Linked DNA regions of Homo sapiens: region 2 is linked to region 1. A link is an interaction called in ENCODE POLR2A ChIA-PET data of the cell type or tissue named here. Cell type or tissue: MCF 10A. All regions are shown on one strand. Each heading gives the region's core, and the rest is flanking DNA. Links, peaks and the distances in the headings are about the cores only.

Evidence for each region. Peaks named below come from ENCODE experiments on the same cell type or tissue, not always from the same donor. Only the 100,000 strongest peaks of a DNase experiment are listed, where the experiment ranks them.
Region 2: POLR2A ChIA-PET joins it to region 1 with 5 read pairs; 3 of 35 experiments call an interaction of 5 or more read pairs at or near these places.

The regions. Positions count from the first base shown.
Region 1 is chr20:56,602,377-56,609,960 of GRCh38, forward strand. No RefSeq gene overlaps it. Among named protein-coding and RNA genes, the nearest start is that of TFAP2C, 23 kb to the right of the region's middle. RefSeq lists an enhancer at 3,899-5,098. In MCF 10A, for the core only: no CTCF peak of the experiment used is centred there; a DNase peak (open chromatin) is centred at 4,325.
Region 2 is chr20:56,979,682-56,987,265 of GRCh38, forward strand. LOC105372683 (a long non-coding RNA gene) reads left to right here. Exons shown (of 4, transcript XR_936898.3): 3 at 4,075-5,681; 4 at 5,779-6,123. Among named protein-coding and RNA genes, the nearest start is that of BMP7-AS1, 230 kb to the right of the region's middle. In MCF 10A, for the core only: no CTCF peak of the experiment used is centred there; no DNase peak of the experiment used is centred there.

The sequences.
Region 1 (7,584 bases), core at 1,896-5,895:
CTAGAGGAAAAGGCTAGTAGAGAACAAAACGAGATACGGGCATAGATAATAATGCAGAAGAATGGACAAGTATATTGCCAGGTGGTAGATTTATATAAAATTGCAAAGAATAAGATCCTCGTTATAAAAGCTGTATGTGAGGCCAGGCGTGGTGGCTCACGCCTGTAATCCCAGCACTTTGGGAGGCCGAGGTGGGTGGATCACCTGAGGTCAGGAGTTCAAGACCAGCCTGGCCAATATGGTGAACCCTCATCTCTACTACAAAATACAAAAATTAGCCGGATGTGGTGGCGGGCACCTGTAATCTCAGCTACTAGAGGGGGCTGAGGCAGGAGAATCACTTGAACTCGGGAAGTGGAGGTTGCAGTGAGCCGAGATGATGCCACCGCACTCCAGCCAGGGTGACAGAGCGAGACTCTACCTCAAAAAAAAAAAAGCTGCATGCAGATATATGTACTTAAATATATAGAAAAGGGACTCACAGGATATTTACCATGTTTCCTTCTGGGGAGAAGCGAGGCAATTCCTACTTGTTGGTATGGGAAGAGCACCTACCAGGGCAGAGTCTGAGAGAAATATCCTATTAACCTCAGGAATAATGTTCAATTCTGGGAAAAAGCCAGGAAGATGGACATTTATGTGTTCCATGGCAATACACGTATACATATTTTAAGAGTATTTTATAACCAAAATGTACGTATGCCTTCCTGGATTTTAAAAATACATTAATACCAAAAGCTAACAAAGTTATCAAGTGGAAAAAAATGCAAGTCTCTGTCTTTACCCACCCACCACTCACCTGCCTTCCCCACTTCCAGGCAGCCACCATAAACAATGTTCCCTTAGATGTGGAATTGTTCCTTTGTAAGTAAATATTGTTGTTAAGAGAAAATGCTAATAGCAAGGGTTTTCTGCAGCGAATTTTGATGGCTATGCATTGGGTGTGGTCACGGGAGGAGAAAGAAATTAAACCATCCCTCCAATGGAGGGGGAAAAAAGGAAAGAAAGGAAGAAAGGAAAGAGAAGACGATGACCCACAAAATGAGTACCTCTGAGTCTGATCCGAAACCCTTCTACACATAGTGTACAGGCACAACAGTTGACCACCAGGCCTTAATTATTATTATTATTATTTTTTTTTTTTTTAAAGCAGAGTTTCGCCCTTGTTACCCAGGCTGGAGTACAATGGCACAATAGCGGCTCACCGCAACCTCTGCCTCCCAGATTCAAGCGATTCTCCTGCCTCAGCCTCCCGAGTAGCTGGGATTACAAGCATGTGCCACCACGCCCGGCTAATTTTGTATTTCTAGTAGAGACATGGTTTCTCCATGTAGGCCAGGCTGGTCTCGAACTCCCGACCTCAAGTGATCTGCCCGCCTCGGCCTCCCAAAGTGCTGGGATTACAGGAATGAGCCACTGCACCCGGCCAATTTTTATTATTTTAAAATTGTATGTAAAGATGGAGACTCACTATGTTGCCCAGGTTGAACTCCTGGGTTCAAGCATTCTTCCTGCCTGCCTAGGCCTCCCAAGTGCTGGGATTACAAGTGGGAGCTACTGCACCCAACCCTGCCCTTTAAATAATATTGATGTTAATTAGAATAAGAGCAGCAGCTATTGTGCTTGATCCTGTTTCTTTTTCTTTCTTTTTCTTCTTCTTCTTTTTTTTTTTTTTTTTTTGAGACAGAGTCTCCCTCTATTGTCCAGGTTGGAGTGCAGTGGCACGATCTCTGCTCACTGCAACCTCCGCCTCCTGGGTTCAAGTTATTCTCCTGCCTCAACCTCTGGATTAGCTGGGATTACAGACGTGCCTCATGCCCGGCTAATTTTTGTATTTTTAGTGGAGACGGGGTTTCACCATGTTTGCCAGGCTGGTGTTGAACCCCTGACCTCAAGTGATCCACCTGCCTGGGCCTCCCAAAGTGCTGAGATTACAGGTGTAAGCCACCATGCCTGGCCCTTTTTCTTTTTTATAAATTGAGACAGGGTCTCGCTTTGTCACCCAGGCTGGAGTGCAGTGGCACAAACTCTGCTTGCTACAGCCTCAACCTCCTGGGTTTGAGCAATCCTCCTGCCTCAGCCTCTCGTGTAGCTGGGACCACAGGCACATGCCACCATGGCTGGTTAATTTTTAAATTTCCTGTAAAGACGGGGTCTTGTAGAGAACAGCCTAGGCTGGTCTGGAACTCTTGGGCTCAATCAATCCTCCTGCCTCAGCCTCTCAAAGCGCTTGGATTACAGACGTAAGCCACTGTGCCTGGCCTACCCATGGGGGTCCCAACTGCCACATTTTCTGCCGCTTGGGTTCACCCATCCCTCTCCTCCACCCGTCCCTCCTTTCTCAGTATTGTAAAACACACCCCGACCTCATATCATTTTACCCAGAAATATATCAGTGTCCATCTAAGCAGATAAAGGCGTTCTTGCTTGTTTGTTTTTCTAACGCCCAGTGTGATCGTCACTCCCAGTACACGTTAATAAAAATTTCTGGGCTGGGTGCAGTGGCTTGTGCCTGTAATCTTAGCACTTTGGGAGGCCAAGACAGGGGAATGGCTTGAGGCAAGGAATTTGAGACCAGCCTGGACAACAGAGTGAGACCCCCATCTCCACACACACACACACACACACACACACACACACAAATTAGCGCGGCGTGGTGGTGGAAGGCTGTGGTCTCAGTTACTTGGGAGGCTGAGGTGGGAGGATTGCTTGAGCCCAGGAGGTTGAGGCTGCAGTGAGCCATGATTGTGCCACTGCACTCCAGCCTGAGTGACAGAGTGAGACCCTATCTCAAAATAAATAAATAAGCCAGGCACTTATTAATTCTGTGACTCCCATCTGTAATCATAGCACTTGGGGAGGCTGAGACAGGAAAATTGCTCAAACCTGAGAGGGGGAGGTTGCAGTGAGCAGAGATCATGCCACTGCACTCCAGCCCGGGCAACAGAGTGAGTGAGACTTCATCTCAAAAAATAATAATAATAAATGAATAATAATTTCTTACCATCTAACAACAGGTCCCCTTTTCAATTCTGTGCTTTTAAATGAGACCAGAGGAAGAGCTGGAAAGCTTTGGAAACTTGCCAAACATTGTAAAGCACTTAAATGAATGTCTTCAAGGGCTGTGCTCAAAGTGTGATCCCCAGGCAGGGCCACCAAACCACCCTGGAGCTTGCTAGAAATGCAAAATCCCAGGCCCAGGGCCCCAGATCCAGTGGAACTGAACTACCGCTGGACCAAAACCAATGGATCATTAAAGTTTAAGGTTGGCTATCTCCACTGTGTGGAAGGCAGTGGCTGGTCCTCTCTGAATTAATCTACTTTTTCTTGAGGCCTGGATCTTGCTGGTTGATAGCAGCTTCACTGAGTCTTCCCACCAGCAGTGAGAGCCTGCCATGTGTTAAACATCAACCAGGCCTATGGGGACAGTTGAGGTCACTGCCGTTGACAGGCTCCTATTCTAGTGCAAGATACAGACAAGAAGCTAATAAATGATAAAGAAATAGAGTAATCCCAGGTTGTGATTATTAACATATGAGTTGTGCGAGGCCTCCCCAACAAGCCTATTGAAATTGCACCAGCAGAGCCAGGTGCGGTGGCTCACACCCGTAATCCCTGCACTTCAGGAGGCTGAGGTGGGCGGATCACCTAAGGTCAGGAGTTGGAGAACAGCTGGCCAACATGGTGAAACTCCGTCTCTACTAAAAGTACAAATATTAGCTGGGAATAGTAGCACCTGCCTGTAATCTCAGCTACTAGGGAGACTGAGGCATGAGAATCTTTTGAACCTGGGAGGTGGAGGTTGCAGTGAGCCGAGATCGCACCACTGCACTCTAGCCTGGTTGACAGAGCAAGCAAGACTCAGTCTCAAAAAAAAAAAGAAAAGAAAAGAAAAAGAAATGGTTCCAGCGCCTAAGGTGTCCTCCCCCTCTGGCTTTACTTTGCCCTGTGGCCCTGTTTCCAGATGCTGGGCCATGCATCTTACTACTTATTTGCTCATTGCTTTTCTCCCAGGCCAGGAAGTAATCATCACACACAGACTGCCATATACCCACCCTTAGGACACAGAAGGAGTAGGAGAAATACTTGTTGAATGAAAGCTACTATGACTTTTCAAACAATGAGAGTGCCTAAAAGTGATCAATACCTGATTAGCGATTGTTTTTTAATACATCTGATTCCTACCCATGGGAAGAGTTCCTATGTGGAATGAGGCTACAATTCTTTCACTGAAAATAAATTGCACCCTATCCTGGGTGCTGCTCCAACCTCACCTCAGGGCTGGGAGCCTGGTGCTGCCACACCCTTGCCCTGAGCAGAAGAATCCGGAAGAAGCCTTTGGCCAGAGCCGCAGGTGAGTCATTTGAGGACTCTATGCCCTTGTGGCCATCCTTCGGTCACCTGTCTGGAATTTTATTTTTTTTAGCCCCCGGGCTCTGCACCAAAGAGCTGGCTTTTTTTGTTGTTGTTCCAGCTATACCTAAAAGGGACCAGCCTCATTCATATAAAGATCTCAGATCTCTCAAAAGGCATCTACAAATTAAGAGTAATTCTGCTCAAAATTAAAGGAAAAACATTTTTTTGGCGGAGGAGGGAATTGTGTAGAGTTGAAGAAATCCAAGAGATTGTAAAGTTCTTGTGGAGGGTGGAGTCAGTGAGAGGAGGCAGAGAAACAAGGCGAAGGCCTTTGCGCTCCATCTGGTATCTGTGTCCAATAGATGGTTTCACCCACAGCATGGCAGAGTCCAGCAAGGATCCAAGAATATGCAGGAATCAGGGAAATGATGAAGACAGCACTTTAAATGGGAGGGATTTTTAAGTAAATGCTATTAGGCCAATCAACTGGAAGTCTATTCATTTGCAAACAGTAACATGAGGCTTCCTCCTCAAACCCCAAACACATATACACGCACATTCCACAGTTCCACACGGGCTCAAGACCCAAACCAAAAAAACAAATTCTATGAGAATGCTTGATACAAGACTAATAAAAAGAAGACTGGGCCAGGTGCGGTGGTGGCTCATGCCCATAATACCAACACCTTGGGAGGCCTAGGCAGGAGGATCACTTAAGGCCAGGAGTTTGAGACCAGCCTGGGCAGCACGGTGAGACCCCCGTCACTACAAAAAATACAAAAATTAGCTGGGTGTGCTCGCATGCTCCTGTGGTCCCAGCTACTCACCGGGCTGAGGTGGGAGGATCGCTTGAGCCCAGGAAATGGAGGCTGCAGTGAGCCCCGATTGAGTGATTGAACCTGGGTGACAGAGCATGACCCCGTCTCAAAAAAGAAAAAAAAAAAGAAACTACACTTTCAGGGATAATTTCTATAGTTGGTTACTAGAGAAGTTTCTTTAAATATGTAGAGCACCATTTAAACAGAATAATAAAAAGGCTGTGAGCAGTGGCTCATGCCTGTAATCCCAGCACTTTGGGAGGCCGAGGTGGGCAAATCGCTTGAGGCCAGGAGTTCGAGACCAGCCTGGCCAACATGGCAAAACCCCATCTCTATGAAAAATCCAAAAATTAAGCCGGGTGTGGTAGCTCATGCCTGTAATCTCAGCACTTTGGGAGGCCAAGGCAGACAGATCACCTGAGGTTGGGAGTTCAAGACCAGCCTGGCCAAAATGGTGAAACCTCGTCTCTACTAAAAATACAAAAATTAGCCAGGTGTGGTGGTGCATGTCTGTAATCACAGCTACTCAGGAGGCTGAGGCAGGAGAATTGCTTGAACCTGGGACGCGGAGGTTGCAGTGAGCTGAGATTGTGCCACTGCACTCCAGCCTGGGTGACAGAGCAAGACTCTGTCTCAAAAAAAAAAAAAAAAAAAAAGAGAAAGAAAAATACAAAAATTAGCCGGACTTGGTGGTCCACACCTGTAATCTCAGCTGCTCGGAGGCTGAAGCGGGAGAATCACTTGGACCAGACCCTGGAGACAGAGGTTGCAGCGAGCAGAGATTGCATCACTGCACTCTAGCCTGGGCAACAGAGTGAGACTCCATTTTAAAATAATAAGAAGAAGAAGAAGAAGAAAAAGAGAAAGAACACTAAAAAGATAGTGCAATGGTAACATGAGCAAAGAGCTTAAACAGGTAGTTCACTGAAGAAGGAATACAAGTAAATACAGTAAATACCAGAAGAGTTGTCATCACCATACCATTTCTACCATCAGGGCGCACAGATACTAAAATGACAAACAAACAGAAAATGAGACATAGCTGGAGATACCGTCGAAGAAGGGCCAAGAATGTTGCTTGGCAAATTCATGTAAAAGAGCAGTAAGATCTTCTTTAAAAAAGCTGTGTGCAGAAATATGTACTTAAATACAGTATATAGAAAAAGGACTCAATGGCTACAGACTTCTTAATCCTGGTTATTTCTGTGGAGAAGCTAGGGAGTTCCTACTTGTTATAGTGTACCAAGTGGAACATCCATTGCAGGTGAACTTACCAGGACACAGGCTCTCTTCTTCGCTGTCGGCAGGGGTCTAATTCAATTGATGGGAGCATTTGAGAACCTAAATGTAGCATTAGCTAAAAACTCTTGGACACTACACCCTCCCTTCTTGCATTTACCCTATAGCATGTACCTGTATGATTCTGTAAGTCCTATAGATACTATGGGGGATGGATCCATTACATTCTGTAGCATTGAACTTCCCAAATGCTCACAGCCCTTAGGTCCTAAACAGCCTGTGGGGTGGCTTTTGCTTGGGCCACAGGCTATATTAAAATATATTGCAATCAAGCAGGGGAATAGTTTAATCTTAAAGCAAGTGGTTTAGCACCTGGTGTGAGAATCTCGCTTGAGCCGCCTGCCTGGCCCTAAAGGGGACATCTCTAAACATCTGCCTCTGGGGTTCTGAAGTGTGCAGTGGGGAGTCACCTTCACAGAGAGGACTTGCTGTGACCTGTAAGACACCATGCCTCTTCTCTTTCCTTCCGAGTGCTGCCTGACAGTGTCCTAAGTATTTGTTTGTGGTGGTTTATCCTCCCCAATCATGGTAAGCTTTGTGAGATCAGGGGCTTTGTTGCTTTTGTTCCCCGGGGTCCCCAAGCCAGGCCTGGCATCTGGGAGGTGCTCAGAGTGTATCTGTTACAGGAACAAGAAAGTCTTATCCACCGCCCATGCAGCTTAAGTAAAGCATTGTATTTACTAAACACTCGCTGTGGTCCAAATGCTTTGTTGAGCAAGGTAGATAAGAGGATGGATGTTTGTGGACTGAAAGAACCAGCTCCTGACCCCACCCTTAGTGCTCCAATTCTGGCTGAGCTCTGGGTGCCCCAGGGCCTTGCTATCCCTTCCCCTCCCCCTGCTTCCTCTAAGAATCTTCTCCATCCTTCAAGACCCTCAGGATTGCTGCGAAGCTCTCTCACCCCTGGACTGGACCAGACCACCCGTAGCCTCCCATAGCACCCTCCTGTATCACCTCTGTAAATGCTGGGCTGGTTATGGAACTGTCCACCAAGTGCGAAGGTTTATCTCCCACTGCTGATGGGAAGCCCCCTGAAGATGGGGATTTTTGGCCTCTTTTTTTTTTTTTTCTTTGAGACAGGGTCTCGCTGTCGCCCAGGCTGGGGTGCAGC
Region 2 (7,584 bases), core at 1,379-5,378, 380 kb after region 1:
CATCTCCTGGGTTCAAGCAATTCTCCTGCCTCAGCCTCCCAAGTAGCTGGGATTACAGGTGCATGCCACCATGCCCAGCTAATTTTTCGTATTTTTAGTAGAGATGGGGTTTCACTGTGTGAGCCAGGATGGTCTCCATCTCCTGACCTCGTGATCCGCCCACCTCGGCCTCCCAAAGTGCTGGAATTACAGACGTGAGCCACCGTGCCCAGCCATCTCTATGCACATTTTAAGACATGTCTGCAAATATTTTCTGTAAAGGGCCAGATAGTAAATCTTTCAGGCTTGGGGGAGCATAGGGTGGAAATGGCTCAACTCTGCCCACAGAGTGCAGAAGCAACTGTAGACAATAAGCAAAGAATGAAGAAGTGCAGCTGCCTGTAGCAAGCAGGAGGCCCACAAAAGGGATATCGATTATTACTGAGGACATGACTGCAAGTTATGATTCACTCACTCCTGCATTCACCCATTCAACAGATACATTAAGTACCTGCTACAGGTGAAGCATTCTTAATCTGAAAATCTGAAATGCTCCAAAGCTCAAAACTTTTTGAGTGTTGACACCATGCTCAAAGGAAACACTCTTTGGAGCATTTGGGATTTCAGAGTTTGTGTGTGTGCGTGTGTGTGTGTGTGTGTTTAATTTCATTTTTTAAACTAGAGACAGGGTCCTACTGTATTGCCCAGGCTGTCTCAAACTTCCGGCCTCGAGTGACTCTCCCACCTCAGCCTCTCAAAGCGCTGAGATTACAGGCATAAGCCACTGCACCTGGCCGGGATCTCAGATTTGGGGATTACGCATGCTCAACTGGTAAGTATATTATAAATATCCAAAATCTGAAAAACACCCAAACTCCAAAACCCTTCTGATGGCAAACATCTCTGGTGATTGATAATCAGCCTGTGTGTATGTGCCAGGCACTGTCCTCCGCAGTGGGGAAACCGCAGAGAACGAAACACTTCCCATCTGAGTGAAGCTTGTGCTGTCGTGAGAGAGGCAGATGATAAACCATGAATAGGTAACATAGTGTCAGGGAGAGATGAATGCTAGGAAGAAGAAAAATAGGAAAGGAATGGGAAGTGATGGGGGTCTCCTTTAAATAGGAGGGGCAGGGAAAGTCTGAGGAGGTGACACTGAGCTAGGACCTGAATGCAGACAATTGGGCGGGGGAGCCTTCTTAGCAGCAAAGAGCACATACAAAAGGCTGGAGGCAGGATTGTGCTTTGGGTGTTGAGGGAGCCAGCGGTGAGAGATGCAATCTCCAAGCCTGTGGCTATAAGATGTAAACTTGAGAAGTGTACAGAGACACACTGTTAAACTACACACACCATGAAGAACAACATTTCACCCAGCAGGATTAAGCTATTTCCATTTGTGCGTTCAGTAGATGTATTGAACCTACCTGTGACCCAACCCGATCCCCTCTGGCCTCCAAAGATTTGGGCCAGTAAAGACAAAGACCTGGCCGACCTGTGTAGACTGAAGAATCCCAGCCTCCGGCTCAGTGTCCACAGGCCAGGCTTAGGGAAGAGTTTGTGTGTGAAGTGACAGACCATAGGACTGAGCCACAATCTAGGCTCGGAGTCTTTGAAGCTAATGACCAAGCTAATGATACACAAACCCGGGAGTTGAAGAGGACCCCCGACCAAAACTCTAAATTAGCCTAACCTCAAACTGTGTCAAACTCAGCCAAAAAAATGTTATGAGCTTGGTTTGTTGTTTCCTCCCACCCTCTCTGCCTCCTTCCCTTCCCTAAAATACAGGATGGGTAGGAAAGAATCTTGCTTTGCAAGAAATAACAAACACAATCACGATGTTTATGAAGACTTGACGTGTGCTAAGTGGTTTACACTGTCAGAAAGGAATTATGAAATAGACAGAAAAAGATTACTAAATCTCTAACATTCTCTTTAGTTATCTGATTCTATAAGAGCCGTTGCTTTTCATTGTCTTTATTGATAGTAATACAGATGCTTTCTTTTTTTTCTTTTCTTTCTTTCTTTTTTTTTTTTTTTTTTTGAGATAGTCTCATCCTGTTGCCCAGGCTGGAGTGTAGTGTTGCAATCTCAGCTCACTGCAACCTCCACCTCCCAGGTTCAAACAATTCTCCTGCCTCAGCCTCCCAAGTAGCTGGGATTACAGGTGTGCACCATCGTGCCTGGCTAATTCTTGTATTCTTAGTAAAGGCAGGGTTTCACCATGACGGCCAGGCTGGTGTCGAACTCCTGACCTCAGGTGATTGACCCGCCTCAGCCTCCCAAAGTGCTGGGATTCCAGGCCTGAGCCACCGCGCCGGCCAGATGATTTCATCTGTAGAAATGCAAATGTTTTGTCCCTGGAAACACTATTTTTGCTCTGTGACTATTAACTAGTTCTGCATCTATTGGTAAATTCATTTCAGCATTTCTGATTGCCTATCTATGTGTGTGTTTGAATTATCCTTTGAACTATTTGTAACATCTTACTGAGTGCCTGGTTAATTTTAAGAGTTAAGTAAAAATCTTTGTTTTAGATTTATAGAAGAGTCATGATTTTGTCTTTAAAAATATGCTTTAATAACATGCATAATCTTATTTCCAACCCTGTGAGGTGGCTATCATTACCATCATCCCCATTTTACAGACTTACAGAGGAAAATCGAGGCCTAGGTGTCATGAAATTTGCCCAAGGCCGTCCACAGGTCATTGCTTGAGCCAAGCTTTGCACCCAGGCAATTTGAACCCAGAGCTGAATCTGTTCACCACTATACCACGTGGTTCCTGTTGTGTAGCCTTTCATCACTGTATGGTGTGACAGGCTCACCCCCAACTGGGCTGCTGCATTTCAAGTTGGTGACCTTGATGTTGGCCCTTCAGGATTCCCCAGTGTTCAGTGCCTTTGTAGTTGTCCAGTGTGGCCAGCTCCACTGGGAACCCCACGGAGAAGGCGTGAGGCCTTTTCCTCCACTGTGTTCTTCTCTGAATGCCTACTGCAGAGCTCTGACCTGTGTGGGTGCAGCCAGGTTCTTACTGATGGGGAATGGGAAGCCAATTGATAGAGGCCTTAAAACCTCCAGCTTGGCCACATGCTGGGGCTCATGCCTGTAATCCCAACACTTTGGGAGGCCAAGGCAGGAGGATCACTTGAGCCTAGGAGTTTGAGACCAGCCCGGGCAACTTGGCAAAACCCTGTCTCTACAAAAAACACAAAAATTAGCTGGGAGTGGTGGTGTGCACCTGTAGTCCCAGCTACTTGGGGGGCTGAGGGGGTGGATTGTTGGAGCCCAGGAGGTCGAATCTGCAGTGAGCCATGATTGCACCAGTGCACGTCAGCCTGGGCAACAGAGCGAGACCCCTGTCTCCCACCAAAAAACCCACCTCCAGCTCAGAGTCTGTACTTGTTCCTCAATGACACTGAGGTCTACTGCTTTTATTTGTTTAACAGAATAAATGCAAAGCAATAGTATGATTGCTATCACAAGAATGTCAAATTCTTTAAGGTAGCAAAGAACAACTATAACCTGAGAATGTTACTAGCTGATAGATGGATTGGCTTTTAAAAACACCCAGAAACTATTGAACCACAGATATTATCTGAAGGGAGAATGAACAAATTAATGTTTCATTTAGTTGCTGTTCCTGTATGAAATTCTAACCACAGCTCAATGGAGTCAGAACCCCAATATTGCTGTGGTGTGTTTTGTGAGCAGTATTTGTATTTGCATGCTGTGGTATTGCCAGCTAACAGTTACTAAGCACTTTGCATCCAGATCCTTTGTAAATATTTTATATACATGTTCTCATTTAATCTTTAAGTGACTCTATGGTGTAAGTTCTATTATTAGCTTTGTTTTATGGATGAAGTGACTGAGGTCCAGAGACATAGCCACTTGCCAAAGGCCCCAAATCTGCTAAGTGGAGCTGCCAATCAAACTCCCCTGCACATACATAATTCACACTCATTCTAGAAGAAGAGGAAAGCTCAGAGAGGGAGTCAAAACTCCATTTCTAGTATTTCCTTCCAACAGGGAACCCTGTCCTCCCTCTGAAGGTAGCACTCTCACTTTAATTTCTAAAATAACTTTTGTTTCCCAGCTTCCTGATGGAGTAGCCAACCTTGCAGATGGCCCTCGATGATCGGCAGTACCTGGTCTTCATGTGCTTGTGTTGTTCCTCAATATTGTCCCTCAAATGTTGAATCAGGACTACAGTGGAAATTATAATGTGACTTCTGAGGCCAGGTCATAAAAGGCATTGCTGCTTCTGCCCTGGCCTCTTGGATTGCTTGCTCTGTGAGAAGCTAGCTGCCATGTTGTGAGGACACTCAAGCAGCTCTGTGGAGAGGCCCATATGGAGAGGAACTGAAGGCTGGGCAACAGCCACACCAACTGGCCAGCCAAGGAAATGAACTATCTTGGAAGTGGGTCCCTAGCTCCAGCCAGATGCATGTAGCCCAGCTAAAAACTGAATGCACCCTTAGAGCTCCCAAAACAGAACATTCCATCCAAGGTGCTCTCAAATTCTTGAACCAGAGAAACTAGAAGAGATAACAATTATTTTTCTTTTAAGTTCCTAAGTGTTGGGGTAACTTGTTATGCAGCAAAGCATAACTAATAAATATTTAGTTCCTAGAAGCAAGATGCTGCTGTAACAAAAATCTAAAAATATGAGAGTGGTTTTGGGACCAAGAGTGGGAAAAAGTTGTAGAGACCATGAAGAGAGTGTGAGGGAAAGCCTAAATGGTCTTAAAGAGACTGTTTTCAGAAATATGATGGCCTTCAAGGAGGCTATTGGTAAGATCTTGAAGAAAATTGAGGAACATGTTACTGGAAGCTGGAAGAAAGGGGATTCTTACCCATGGAACAGCAGAACATCTAGCACATTTTGTTAACATGGAAAATAGAAAATGTACCTACTGAACTGGGTGATCCAGCTAAAAAGATTTCCAGGCAGAGTGGTATAGGTGCCACCTTGATTTTCGTTGCTACTTTGAGTAAAAATCAGAGGAAAGATAAGCTAAAGAAGAAAAAAACCTATTTATTACAAAAGAGGCAGAAACTGCAGGGTTTGAAAATGCCCAGTCTGTCAAGGTAACAGACAATGTGAAAATTTTAAAAACATTTTGAGACAAAGATAAAATCCAAAGTACAGCCAGAAAAACAGAGCGTAAAGATGAAACTAAGGTGTGGCTGCAAGGTTTTCTTGTTTAGACCTCAGAACTATGCAAGGTGTAGTCTTTCAGCCACTTCATAGCATCCTAAAGTAGAAAAGAGATTTGCGGGTGTAGCTTTTGTCTAACAGAGTGAATGTCAATAAGATTCATAGGACACTTGCAAAAATTTTAAGAGAATTTCACTAGCAAAAACATTGCCAGCTTTGACTGAATAGAAAAGAAACACTACAAGATGAACTGAAGACTTCTATTGGCAAATAAACTACTCAACTGCAAAAACACGTTTACTTTTATGAAAAAGAAAAGATAATTCAGGGATTAGAAGCAAGAACCCAGAAGACAGAGCCAAGAGCTGTAAAGAATCATTTTCAGCAGTAACAGGACTGAGTCCTGGCCAAGGAACTTGCATAATGTTCCTGGCTAGACTTCAAAATTTATCAATAATAGACAATCAGTGTACCTAGTAACTACCTGAAGCACACAGAGAAATCAAAAAGGATTCATTAGAGAAGGAAAACTTGCCAAGCAGGTAGGAATCTGATTTACAATTGCTTTTTTTAAAAAAAGACACCTATGGTGGAGCTTTCTTGACTAATTTTCTTCCTTGCATTATTCTTGATACACAGAGAAGCCAAACCAGTGATTCATCCATGACTCAGTCATAAATAAAGTGGCAAGTGGGATGCTGACTGACTTTGGCACCTGAATTCTAAGGTGCTACAGAAGTGTGGATTTTTATCAACAAACTAACACAGAGTTGAGGTTTTCAACTCCACTACTATGAGCCCTGGGACTTCCAAAGAGATGTCTCTCGGTCTTTCTTGGGGAGGAGTAAAGGTGAGGGTTGCTTTCTCCTTCAATTCAGCTTGAAACAACTCTGCTTTTTGTTCAAAAATTTATACACACATATGTGTAGTCTTTGTACATGAAAATGTAAAGAAGAAAATAAAATTGGTACAGATTAAGCCCAAGACAACTCCTACTTTCATTAATATAATTGCACGAGGTTAGCATGGTAGGTGTTCTGATGAATATGCTCCACCTCCATTCCACCCTCCCTCTAGCATCCCTGCTTGTAAGGCAGAGGCTATAAAGATGAAAATCATATTTCCTGGACTCTTTTGCAGCTAGATTTCTGGATGTGAATTAGATTCTGCTAAATGGATGTACCTGTGTGGAATTTGGAAGGTGAGGCAGGTGCCATTGTCCTGCCCCTTTTGGATGTGAGAGATGGGGTTTACTGCAGCTGCAACCCCCTGTGCATTTTCCAGCTTGTTCATTGTTGAGAAGCAGGTACGGTCATGTGCTCTCGAACTCTGTGGTTCTATTGGCAACCTCAGAGTTTGTAGCCCCATGCAAGGCCAGTTCTGCATGCTATGGGAGTCTTTCTTGGAAGAACACATTGGATTCCAGTCCCCAAAGCTCCCAGTGGTCTTGCAAGCACCGTGTTTCTTACATTAAACCCTGGAATGTTTTCTATTTCTTGCTTTGAAACTTGACTGATATGATTAAATAATTAAACATTACAGAAATAAACAAAAAGTAAAAGCTTCCCTCCCTATCCCAATTCCAATTTTTCTTTGTAACATATTTATTATTTCAGAAAACTTTTCTTTGAAAACCTCTTTATAGATAAGTGCATATATTGTTAAAATATGTTGTTATATATGTAAAATACATATATGTATTATATTATGTAATATTACTCAAAAAAGTCATAATATAGCTATGGTCTTGCATATTGATTTTTTAAATTACAAATCTTTTTGAACCTCAATGAGAACCCCTCACCAGAATGACTAAAAAAAGAAAAAACCTGACACTAGTAAGTGTTGACAAGGACCGGGAGCAATAAGAACTCTCATACATTGCTGGTGTGAGAATTGTAAATTAGTTGGACCACTTTGTAAAACTGATTGGCAGTTTTCATTAAAGTTAAATATACACCTATCCACTGCCTCAGCAGCTTGTCCACAAAAAGACTCATACAAGAATGTTCAGAGCAGCTTTACTATATTAGTCAAAAAGTAGAAACAACCCAAATGTCCCATATGTAAATGAATAACAAATTGTGTTATAACCTATAATAGAATGTTACATAGCAATGAAAAGGAACAAAGCACTCATGTATACATAACATGGATGAATTTCAAGAACATTATGCTAAGTGAAAGAAGCCAAGTATAAGAGAACGCACACCATGTGATTCCTTTTCTGTGAAGTTCAAGAACAGGCAGAACTACTCAACAGCCCCCAAAGTCAGAAGAATGGTTCCTTTGTGTGGGGAGAGGGCGTGACTGATTCTAAAGAGCACAGGGAGCCCTCTCAAGTGACGGGAATGTTCCATCTCGATCTTGATGGTTACACGGGTGTAGACACATGGAAAAATTACTCAAGCTGTGTACTTAAGACTAGCACACTTTCCTAACTAA